Regions from separate parts of the Mus musculus genome. Here region 1 is linked to region 2. A link is a loop called in an ENCODE intact Hi-C map of the cell type or tissue named here. Cell type or tissue: left cerebral cortex. All regions are shown on one strand. Region 1 has its middle 210 kb from the start of Gm24670. Region 2 overlaps 4921504E06Rik (RIKEN cDNA 4921504E06 gene).

Evidence for each region. A loop is a pair of places that touch in the nucleus more often than their neighbours do. Peaks named below come from ENCODE experiments on the same cell type or tissue, not always from the same donor. Only the 100,000 strongest peaks of a DNase experiment are listed, where the experiment ranks them.
Region 1: it touches region 2 in a loop (2.9-fold over the local background); 19 of 42 quality-filtered maps call a loop at or near these places.

What each region holds. Positions count from the first base shown.
Region 1 is chr2:19,897,154-19,902,153 of GRCm38, forward strand. No RefSeq gene overlaps it. Among named protein-coding and RNA genes, the nearest start is that of Gm24670, 210 kb to the left of the region's middle. In left cerebral cortex, no CTCF peak of the experiment used is centred here; a DNase peak (open chromatin) is centred at 1,910.
Region 2 is chr2:19,517,675-19,522,674 of GRCm38, forward strand. 4921504E06Rik (RIKEN cDNA 4921504E06 gene) reads right to left here. Exons shown (of 17, transcript NM_027600.4): 6 at 1-9. Among named protein-coding and RNA genes, the nearest start is that of 4921504E06Rik, 34 kb to the right of the region's middle. In left cerebral cortex, CTCF peaks have their summits at 2,299 and 4,232 (motif pointing right); DNase peaks (open chromatin) are centred at 2,293 and 4,239.

The DNA of each region.
Region 1 (5,000 bases), 380 kb after region 2:
GGAATGACCATCCAGAAACTGCCCCACCTGGGGGTCCATCGCATAAACAACCACTAAAACCAGTTTGATTTATATATTCAATATAGTTTCTATTGGAAAAATAAGCTCCCCCACTAACATTCCACTGATGCATGTGAACTTCACAGAAAATTGGCTGGGGGAGACTTTATGGCCATTGTTGCCACCACACTGCTTGCCTGTATCAATGCCATTGTTTGCTTGACTTCACAAAGCTTCCAGCACTTCAGCTTGCATTCTGCTCTTCCTGCACCAGAATCCGGTCCATTCGTAACAACATCTTATAACCACAGCTTTTCCTACAAGCATAGTCTTTTCCACTCTCCCAGTTTGTTCATCTGTGGCTGTGATAAAGACCGGGATGATCAGCAGCTTTGAGAAGGAACGGATTTATTCGGTTCACTGGTTACAGTTTATCACTAAGGGGAAAACCAAGGCAAAAACTCAAGGTGGGCGCTTGATGCAGAACCCACAGTGAACACTGCTTACTGGCTCGCTTCCCCTGGCTTGTACAGATACTTTTCTTAGACACTTTAGGCCCACCCACCTAGGCATAGTGCGACCCAAAGTGAGTTGGACTTTCTTCCACCAATCATTAATTAACAACGTGCCACAAAGATAGGCCTGATGGCGGCATTTATTTTCAACTGAGGTTCCCCTTTCTCAGGTGATTCTTGTTGTGTCGAGCTAACAAAAGAAAACAGCCCCTTGAAACTAATCAACACACCCATTAGTAATATAAATGCCATACACAGAGAATATGTTTCTCATTTACCTGCCTGTACTCTTCTGGAAAAGAAGTCTAGAGGCTGGACATGGTGGTGCATGTCTGTTATCATAGCCCTGAGTGGGTGATGGGCAATAGAACCACAAGTCTATGGGCAGCCAGTGTTACTTATCAAGACCCTATCACAAAACAACAAAAACAAATCAAGAGGTGAGAACTTGCTCCATGGTAGACTGCTTGCCCAGGCAAGGACCTGATTCAAACCTGAATAAGTAATAGATTTACATGTTTTTCTTTTGGAAAAAAAAGAAAGAAAGAAAGAAAGAAAGAAAGAGAGAGAGAGAGAGAGAGAGAGAGAGAGAGAGAGAGAGAGAGAGAAAGAAAGAAAGAAAGAAAGAAAGAAAGAAAGAAAGAAAGAAAGAAAGAAAGAAAGGAAGAAAGAAAGAAAATGGAACTTACTAAAAATCAAAGCGGCATTCAAAATTCTGGGCAGCAAGAAGTTTATGATATGCATACATAGAAACCAAATGTTAAAAGTTTTTGATATAAAACAGTAAGACTTGAGCTGCATGCTGAAAGAATTTCCTAGATACTAAGAATAGTAGCCCTTTAGTTATTCCTCAAGAGAAAAAAAAAATCCTGTGTTTTGATCCATGTTGTATATCTATTTCTATTTCCTTCAGACTCAGTTGCAAAATCATTCCAAAAATGTGCATGCAGGTTGCAATTGGGAAAACAAAATACAAAAATCAAAATAGAACAAACCAGCAGACAGCCTAAGAGACACACACACACAAAAGCCCCCGCTTAACATCTAAAGAGAAATTACCTGTTTCCCCTTGCCCTGCCTGCATTGGCTCTGTGGAAGGCATTGAGAAAGAGGGAACACGGACCACCTAAGGCTAGCACAGCACACAGGATCCCTCCTTGGAAGTCTCTTAAGAAATTAATGCTTGAATTTTTTTTTCCTGGAAAATTTCCTTTTCTTTTTCTAATGTATTTCTAATGACTTCAGGGTGAAGAAAATCCATATTTCAGCAACATTGTTAACATGGCTGCTATAATTGAAGGCTTTTGTGGTAGGTAGTCTTGTGGAGCAAATAAGTAAGGAAGTTCTGTGGGAATGGCACATTTCTTCCTAGGTGCCTGGAGTTTTTAAAAGAATGTTTCTTTATGTAGCTTTGTGTGGATATAGTCTAAAAATATGTAGCCACTTTCTCCAAGCTACCACAGAGCAGATATTTAGAAATGATTCATTCTCTCTCTTTCTCCCTCTCCCTCTCCATCTCTTGCTCCCTCCCTCTCCCTTCCTCTCTTCCTCACTCCTTTCCTCCCTCCCTCTCTGTTTTTTCTTTTCTCTCTCTATCACACACACACACACACACACACACACACACACACACAAACAGACACACACACACACAATGTTTTTAGGCAGGGTCCCACTGTGTAGCCCTGGTTGATCTAGAACTTTTCTTGTAAATCAGGCTGGCTGTGAACTCAGAGATCCTCCTGCCTCTGTCTTTAGAATGCCAGACTTAAAGATAGGAGGCACCACACCCAGCAGTGTTTGGTGTTTTCATGATTCTACACCACACTCTATTAAAGGACTTAGTCTCTTCCTGCTGACAAAACAAGACAGCTTGAACAGACAACTTATAAAGAATAAAGCTTGATTTATCACAGTTCTGGAGAGAAAAGTCCAAGGTCAACACACTGGCAGCTGCAGTGAGTGACTGCTGAGGGCTTTCCTCTCCTTCAAAGATGGAACCTCTTTTGCTTTCTTCCTGTGTCTGTAGGGTGGAAGGGAAACAAATAGGCTCCTTCTATAAGCACACAATCCAATTAGTCAGTCGGAAAGCAGAGTCCTCCTGAACTAAAGGTTTCAGGATTAACACTACTATGTAGAGATTAAATTTCAACCTGAGTTTGGGGGACACATATTGGAACCTCAGTACATTCCTGTTGCTCTTGAAACCTCAGGTTTAGTGGATCAGCCAGCCACATGTCCGTATCCGCAAGCCAGGCCCCAGCATTGCCACACAGGGTCCTTTCTATTGGGCCTGTGTGGATCAGAGGACCTGGACAAGAAATCCCACCCTAACTTCAATGCTTCTGGTCATGCTCGCTTTCCAAATCACGTGTTCCTCCTTTTAGGTTCTCCTCCCACCAGATCCATCATTGGCTACCCCAGACACTGACTATGCTGCCCTTTCCAGAAGGTCCTCCCTCCTTGTCTGAAGTCTTCGGAGTGTTCTAGGGATAGAACATTCATGTACACATCACTAGTGAGACCAGTACCAAGGCTAGGGACCTGGGCTTTCATGAAATGGATCTCTCAGCTTTGCTTAGAGTCTTTCCTCTCTTGGATCCTGACACAAGGCAAGCAGGATGCGAAGGTAATGGTCATCACCTTAACAGACATTTACTAGTCTCAAAATCACCCTTTCCAGGTACAGCCCAGTATCAGTAACTCCCACACTTGTAGGGATGGAGCAAATATATTTTTCTTGGCCTCTTGTGACTGGCGCTCTTCATTGACTCATTCAATCTCTATTTGATACCTTGAAAGAGCTAAGATTGTCTCCCAAGAGCCATCCACCTAAGATTCGGAATCCAAGGCATGAATACACACACACACACACACAGACACACACACAGACACACACACACACACACAAACATACATACATACATACATACGCATGAGTGCACATGCGCACATACATGCACTCTCTTTACATGGCAGAGGTTACAACAGCAGTCGTCTTCCAGCTATCCTTAGCTATTTCTGTTGTAGGGAAAGTCAGAGAACTCAACTTGCTCTGTATTTCTCCCCTCTCCTCCTCCCCCCTCCCCCGCTCGCCCCAAGACCTGGAGAAACAGTGGCAACTGCTCTCAGCCACAGTGGTGACTTTGAACTTGAAGCTGCAGTGAGCATCGATATCAGCGAGTTCTGTCCTGTTTGCTGGGAGCTGAGATAAGAGCATTAGCCTCCAGCTTTCCCAGTGGTTCACGAGCATCTAATTCCAGACATCTAATCACCAGATTTTTAAAATAGGAAATCCTGTTTGTTTTACTGATCCTTGACTACTGACCACCACACCAGCAGATTCCAAGAAGGCAATAAGTCTACGTTGAACCCAGAACCTATTTCCCCTCACCTAGACCTCACCCACACCACTTCTTACAAACATTTCCCCTTAGCTCTGTGTTTCCCTGACCAGACATGGCCAGAATATGTCTTCTAATAGTTTCTTTAGAACCTCAGAAGTAGTTGCTGGGAACATTTATGCTAACTACACACTTTTAAAATAATTTTTATACTTTCTGAAAATTTTCCTGATTTACATATGAGTGAGTGTATATGGTATGTGTGTAATGTATGTGCACATACATGTGGGCAAACATACGTTCATGTGCAGAGGCCAGAGAAGAATTCAAGTTTCTACTTCTATCACTCTGCACCTTAATCCTGTGAGACAGGGTCTCCCAGTGAGCCTGGACTAGGCTGACAGCCAACTAGTCCCAGTGACCTTCTTGCTCCACCTCCCACAGGGCTGAGGTTACGGGTGTATACAGCTACACCTGCAGTTTTATGCATGGTGAGGGTTTGAACTTAGGTCCTCATACTTGTGCAGCAGGCATTCTCACCCATTTCACTAGTCCTGTTTATTGGGAATGAGACAGGGTCTCACCATGTAATTCAAGCTGGCCTCAGTCTCACTGTGTTCCTGCCTTACCCTTACCCTTCACCCAACCCAATGCTGGAATTACAAGCATGCTCTGCCAAGACCAGCATCTTTCTGTCATTTTAATGGAAACTTCCTGAAAGGCACTTGTTCTCACCTTTCCCATTTGCCATGCCCCTTCCACACAAATCTGAGGATGACTTCAAGATAGCTCTTTTTCTTTAGAGCAATTGCAAGTGAAGACAGACATGGTGATTATTTTGGTGGATTGGGTAATGTTTCAGATGATAACATCCTCCAAGGTGAGCTGCATGCACTGTGAAAATGGATGGGGTTTGCTCTGCTGGACAGAGCCTGAGAGCCAGGATGGAGATTGCTGAGTGCAGACTCTGAGCCTGTGGCTGGGCTTTGCCTCTGCAGGCAACAATTCTTCTGGGGAACTCCCTCAGGTATTTCTGCAGCAGTGTCAAAGGAATTGTATTACACGGTGCTCTATCCAATTAATCCAGAAGACTGAACACGATGTTTGAGACACTGGAATTCTTGACTGCAGAAATCTCTGG
Region 2 (5,000 bases):
AAAAGAGTCCTGAAAAAAACAGGGAATTCCATATTTCTAAGCAGGGAGCCAAGGATTTAAATACGCAACTCTAGGACAATGCAGATACAGAGGCACGATCATATAATTTTCTGAATTCTATTACACACATAATATGAATAGGAAAAAGGAAGGGGGATAAATAGAACTGGCTGGAAGAAAGGCCACAGTACATTCTGTATAAAGACCCCAGCACATGGGGACATTTTATTGACAGGAATAATGCATATCATACTGTTCTTGTGCCCTCCTCATTCAGGTCAATTCATTATGGAGGCTGTGTCCGGGGAGGCAGCTGGGGCCCCTCCACCCACACTTCTGAGTGTCTGGAGCGCTGTCCCCTGTAACTAGGCAGGCTGGGGAGACCATGGATGGGCAGCGCCAGGGGGTGGCAAAGTATAGGACTAAGGAGGGGGGCTTGTTGCCTTTGTGGCATTTCTCGGCGTCAGTGCCGCCAGTGTGGTGAGGAGCCCCTCACATGTCAAGGGGTGATGTGTGCAGGCTGGGAGCCGCATGGAGTCCATCAGGCGCGCGGATATGCACACAGTTGGTTTTCTGCTGGGTGGGGGAGCCACCCAGAGGCAATTCATATTCTGAACATTAACGTGGCTTTGCATGCCTGTCACAGGGGCTGTGCAGGCGGTTAACGCTATTGAAGACTTCAGCTTAAATCTCTATGCAAAGTGATTACCTTGTAAGAAGGTTTCAGGATAACTTACAACAAAAGACTTTAAAGTTATAGTTTTAGTAAAGCAAACTCATTTACATTTTTATTATGTGTGTCTTTTGTTTAAATCTTGCCATGTCTATTATGATGGAGGCTTTTTCCTATGCAATAGAAGTTTATTTGGGAAGGCTACTCTCTCTTTCTTCTTCCTCTTGTCTGTTTCAAAGCTATTGAAAACATCTGAATATACTTTCCTATGGTTGTCTACATTTTATGGACACACTTAAAAAATTAAGATGTCATGGATCAGGGAGACTGATGCAGAATTTTATACCTCATCACGGATCATGCAATTTCAAAATAACAATCACATTATTATGCTAAAATAGGAAAACAATTCTACATGTTTTGTTTTTAAATTACCATGGACTTGAAAATACTTTTGAACTTAAAGGTGACCTTAGCTGAATTATGAGTTGTTTCTTTTATAGTAATCCCATGATCTCAAGTAAATAAGAATAACTAGACACTCAAAAACAATGCCATCTTCCCAGTATGCTGACTTCCTTCGGGAACTCTCCTCTGACTTAACTTTAGAGAAACCAGAAGGTAAATTGTTAAAATATTTCTCTCTGTGATGATAATGATTGAGAAGAAAAACAAGTGTTTAAGTATCTTGTAACACATTAATAATACCCTCTAAAATTAACTCCTCATTAATGGAATTATAATCATATACATTGGATTTAATAGCATTTGACATATGCTGTTGGGTTTTGAACTAAGTTTGGGTACAAATCTTTGAGCTTTTAGCCCTTTATCCTATTTAAATTATTCCAGCATAATTAATTTCTAATGTTATTTACTTACTGTTATTGAGACAGATTATCACTATATATCCCAGGCTGGCTATCTTGTTTATGTACTTATTTGTGTGTATGGTGTTTTGCGTGCACGCAGGTTTGTGTACCACATGTATGTCTGGTGATCTTGGAAGTCAGAAGACGTAGGGTCCCCCAGAACTTAAATTGCAGACAGTTGTAAGCTGCCATGTGGTTGCTGAGAATTGAACCCAGGTCCTCTGTAAGAGCATCCAACATTCATAACCACTGAGGCATCCCTCAGGCCCATGGTCTTAAACTCTTTATCCTCCTAACTAGGCAACTATAATACTTGGACTCTAATATGCATAGTTAAAGGAACACTAAGCGTTCTAACAAGCAGTTAAGAAACAGCATGGGTTTCTCTAAAATAAAGGGAGACCCTTAATATTAATGTGTCTCACTTAATTAAAATTGAAACTATTTAAGAGTGTGTTTATGGTCTAACAGGATTTCTTAAAATATAAACAAAACAGGGTGACTTGAATCTGCTTGAGCCTCTGTTTCCCACCTGGCGGATCATGGCCATCCACGAGGATTACATGTGTGCCTGTTATCATAACCTAAGAACTGCGGGAAGAAATATCAGATGACAAAGTGATAGCAGCTTGCAGCGGACATGTTTTCTAAGCCTCTGTGTGGGAAAACACATTAAAATGAGGGCTTTGCCTCCAAACATTCATCTACAGCCTCAGTTCTCCAGAGCGTAGCCTTCAGCTCTGTCCCCACCATCTGGCAACTGCAGGAACTGCAAATAATTAACTATTCAGACTACCAGGGCAATGAGGACACTCATTAGCAAAGGGGACAAAGCCTTCCTCCCGGCTGCGGCTTTCCTCCCTCACACTCAAGTGGCAAGTTTTGTGGCGATGTTCCTTCTGCCATCTGCCCTACATTGCTAGCTCTGTCTTGCTTAAACCATGAATCTCCTTAACAATAAACTGTGTTCATAAAATGAGGTTTAGAAAGTAGAGACCACTAAAATAAACTTAGCTGGGTGCTAAAAAATAGTACAAGCCAGGACAGTGTCATTTACAATCATTCTGGAATTTTAAATCCCAACAGTTAACTTCCCACTTTCAGTTCTCCATAATTTTATGAAAATGAGCCTTTTAATAGGTGGGATATGCAAATTCTCTTGGGCATAAGGGTTACAATATGTCTGATTCCAGGTCTCAGAACTCTAAGCTGAATCTGGGAAGAAGTGCCTCCCAAAGCAGGACAATGCAGAGCTCTCCGTGTGCTCTTGACCAAGTGCCTAGGCATCACTGAACAACTTGCTGGAGACATGGCACCTCAGGCTCCAGCCCAGACCTCCTATGTGAGTCTGTATATGAACAATCTTTGCAGGTGATGCATATGAACCAGGGTCTGAGAAGTTCCTTGCCCAGATCTCTCCATGTGCCTTCTTGGCAGTTCTCTTTTGTGATGTTAGCATCTCAATTCTGCAGACTACATGGATGGCACTTGGACATCTCAATTTGTAGATGGTGGGGGAGGAAGGGGTGAGGAGGCAGGATTCTGATGCGTGCCCTTGACAGCCACATAGAAGAGCAGGTGCTTCCCCATTGAGTGACAACCAGGAAAGTGGCACCCTAGGACAGCGCAGTCCTGCAGAGTAGCCATTCTTGAATGATAGCTCTGTTTTAGTGTTGTTAGCAACAAGCAGATCTGTTCATCAGTGGAGGGTGGGTAGATGATGGTTGTGCAGCCTGGCCATAATTGGGGTTAGAAGGAAAAATGAAAAAAAACAATCCAATAAAGAAACCCAGATGAAATTAAAGTCAATATGTGGTATGCACAGGCAGGTAACTGTGTATGTGCACACAGGCACATATATATACACACATGCATGGTATATACAGACACACAAACATATTCTAAGGGGGTCATTTTTTTTTTTTTTTTTTTTTTTTTTTTACAATTCTCACAGAGAGTATTCAACAGACAGCATGGCAAACCAGAACCCGCAAAAGTCTGCATCTAAGTCACATTGATTTCCCACAGAATAAAAACTGGAATGAAGTTGCTGCCAGGTAAAGTGGCATTAAGGATATCATCTGGACCACAAGCTTCTGCCATTTGGAGAGACTCACTCTTTGCCTGCCACTGGCCACACAAGCGACTTGGACTACTTGTTGAATGAACTTGTCTTTTTCTAGCCAGTCTCGTCAGATATCCCTCAGAACCAAGCCAGGGGGGAGAGTTTGACCATTTATTGACATAAATAAGGTACTAATGAGATTTGCTTATCAGAAGGATCATTCAGTTTTATGTTGACTAAGCAAAGTCAGCTTATTTTCGAATGTTTTCAAAGTGTTCCTCTTGATATTTCTCCTAAATATTTAATCACTCGTAACGTGTGTGTGTGTGTGTGTGTGTGTGTGTGTGTGTGTGTGTATGTGTGTGTGTGTGTGTGTGTGTGTGTTAAGGGCGGGGCATGAGTGAAATGGCATGTGTGTGCAGGGCAAACAGCTTTGTGGCATCTGTTCTCTCACCTCTAAGTTTTTTTTAGGGATGGAACTCACAGTGCTTGTGTTACAAGAACTTTTATCTGCGGAGCCATTTGCTGACCCTCCCCTTGACACCTTAACTATCTCTCTATGGTTCTGCCCTTTGAATCCATTTGCAGGTTAGCATTGTGTGATGTCTCAGGGGGATTTTTAGCCACTAGAGGGGGCGGCTCTCTACACTGAAACTTCAGATGGGAAGCTACAGCAGGTAAGTTTGTTCCTAGAGAATTTAGTAAACTGTTTTCCACGCGGAGCCATTGAGAGATGAGAAAGAACCCGTGTTTCTGGCGAGTTCTTGCAGAAAGAACTTCAGTCTCTCCTTTCTGCGGTCTTGCACTTCCCAGTTGTCCCCACTGGCTCTGGGTCTCAGCAGAAGGTAGTGCCTGGCTAGGAAGACCCATCAGTAGGGAAATCTGACATATATTTTTTCCTTCTCCTCATTGATTTAAAAGTCATTCTGTCAGCTGCGATGGGTGTAAAGACAGTTCCACACCACCAAGGGCAACGTCCTGATGACTTTCCTTGTCTTTTAGGGACATCCACTATGTAAAGGCAGACCTTGACTTATGCCACAGAAAAGATTTTCAAAATGAACTCATTTGCAGCAGACTTAGAGCTCATTCAAAGAAAAAGTTTACCATGCATTTAAGCATGGGAGTTCTAACAGAAAGAATAACTTAAGGAAAGAGTAAGAGACATTGGTGTGGCTATGAGCTGCTGTGACAGTAATTGTCATATGTGATTGTGGCACATTTGATTTTGTGGGTTCTTTCTCTTCAAATGGTTGCTAAGGAAAGTGCATACGACCACAAGGTAGTTCTTGAGACATATTGAACAGGATTACAATTGATAAGTTAAAACTCTAGAAGTGAGAATTTCTTCAGTGTAATTCAGTCTTGTTTGTTAGACTCTTAGAGAAGA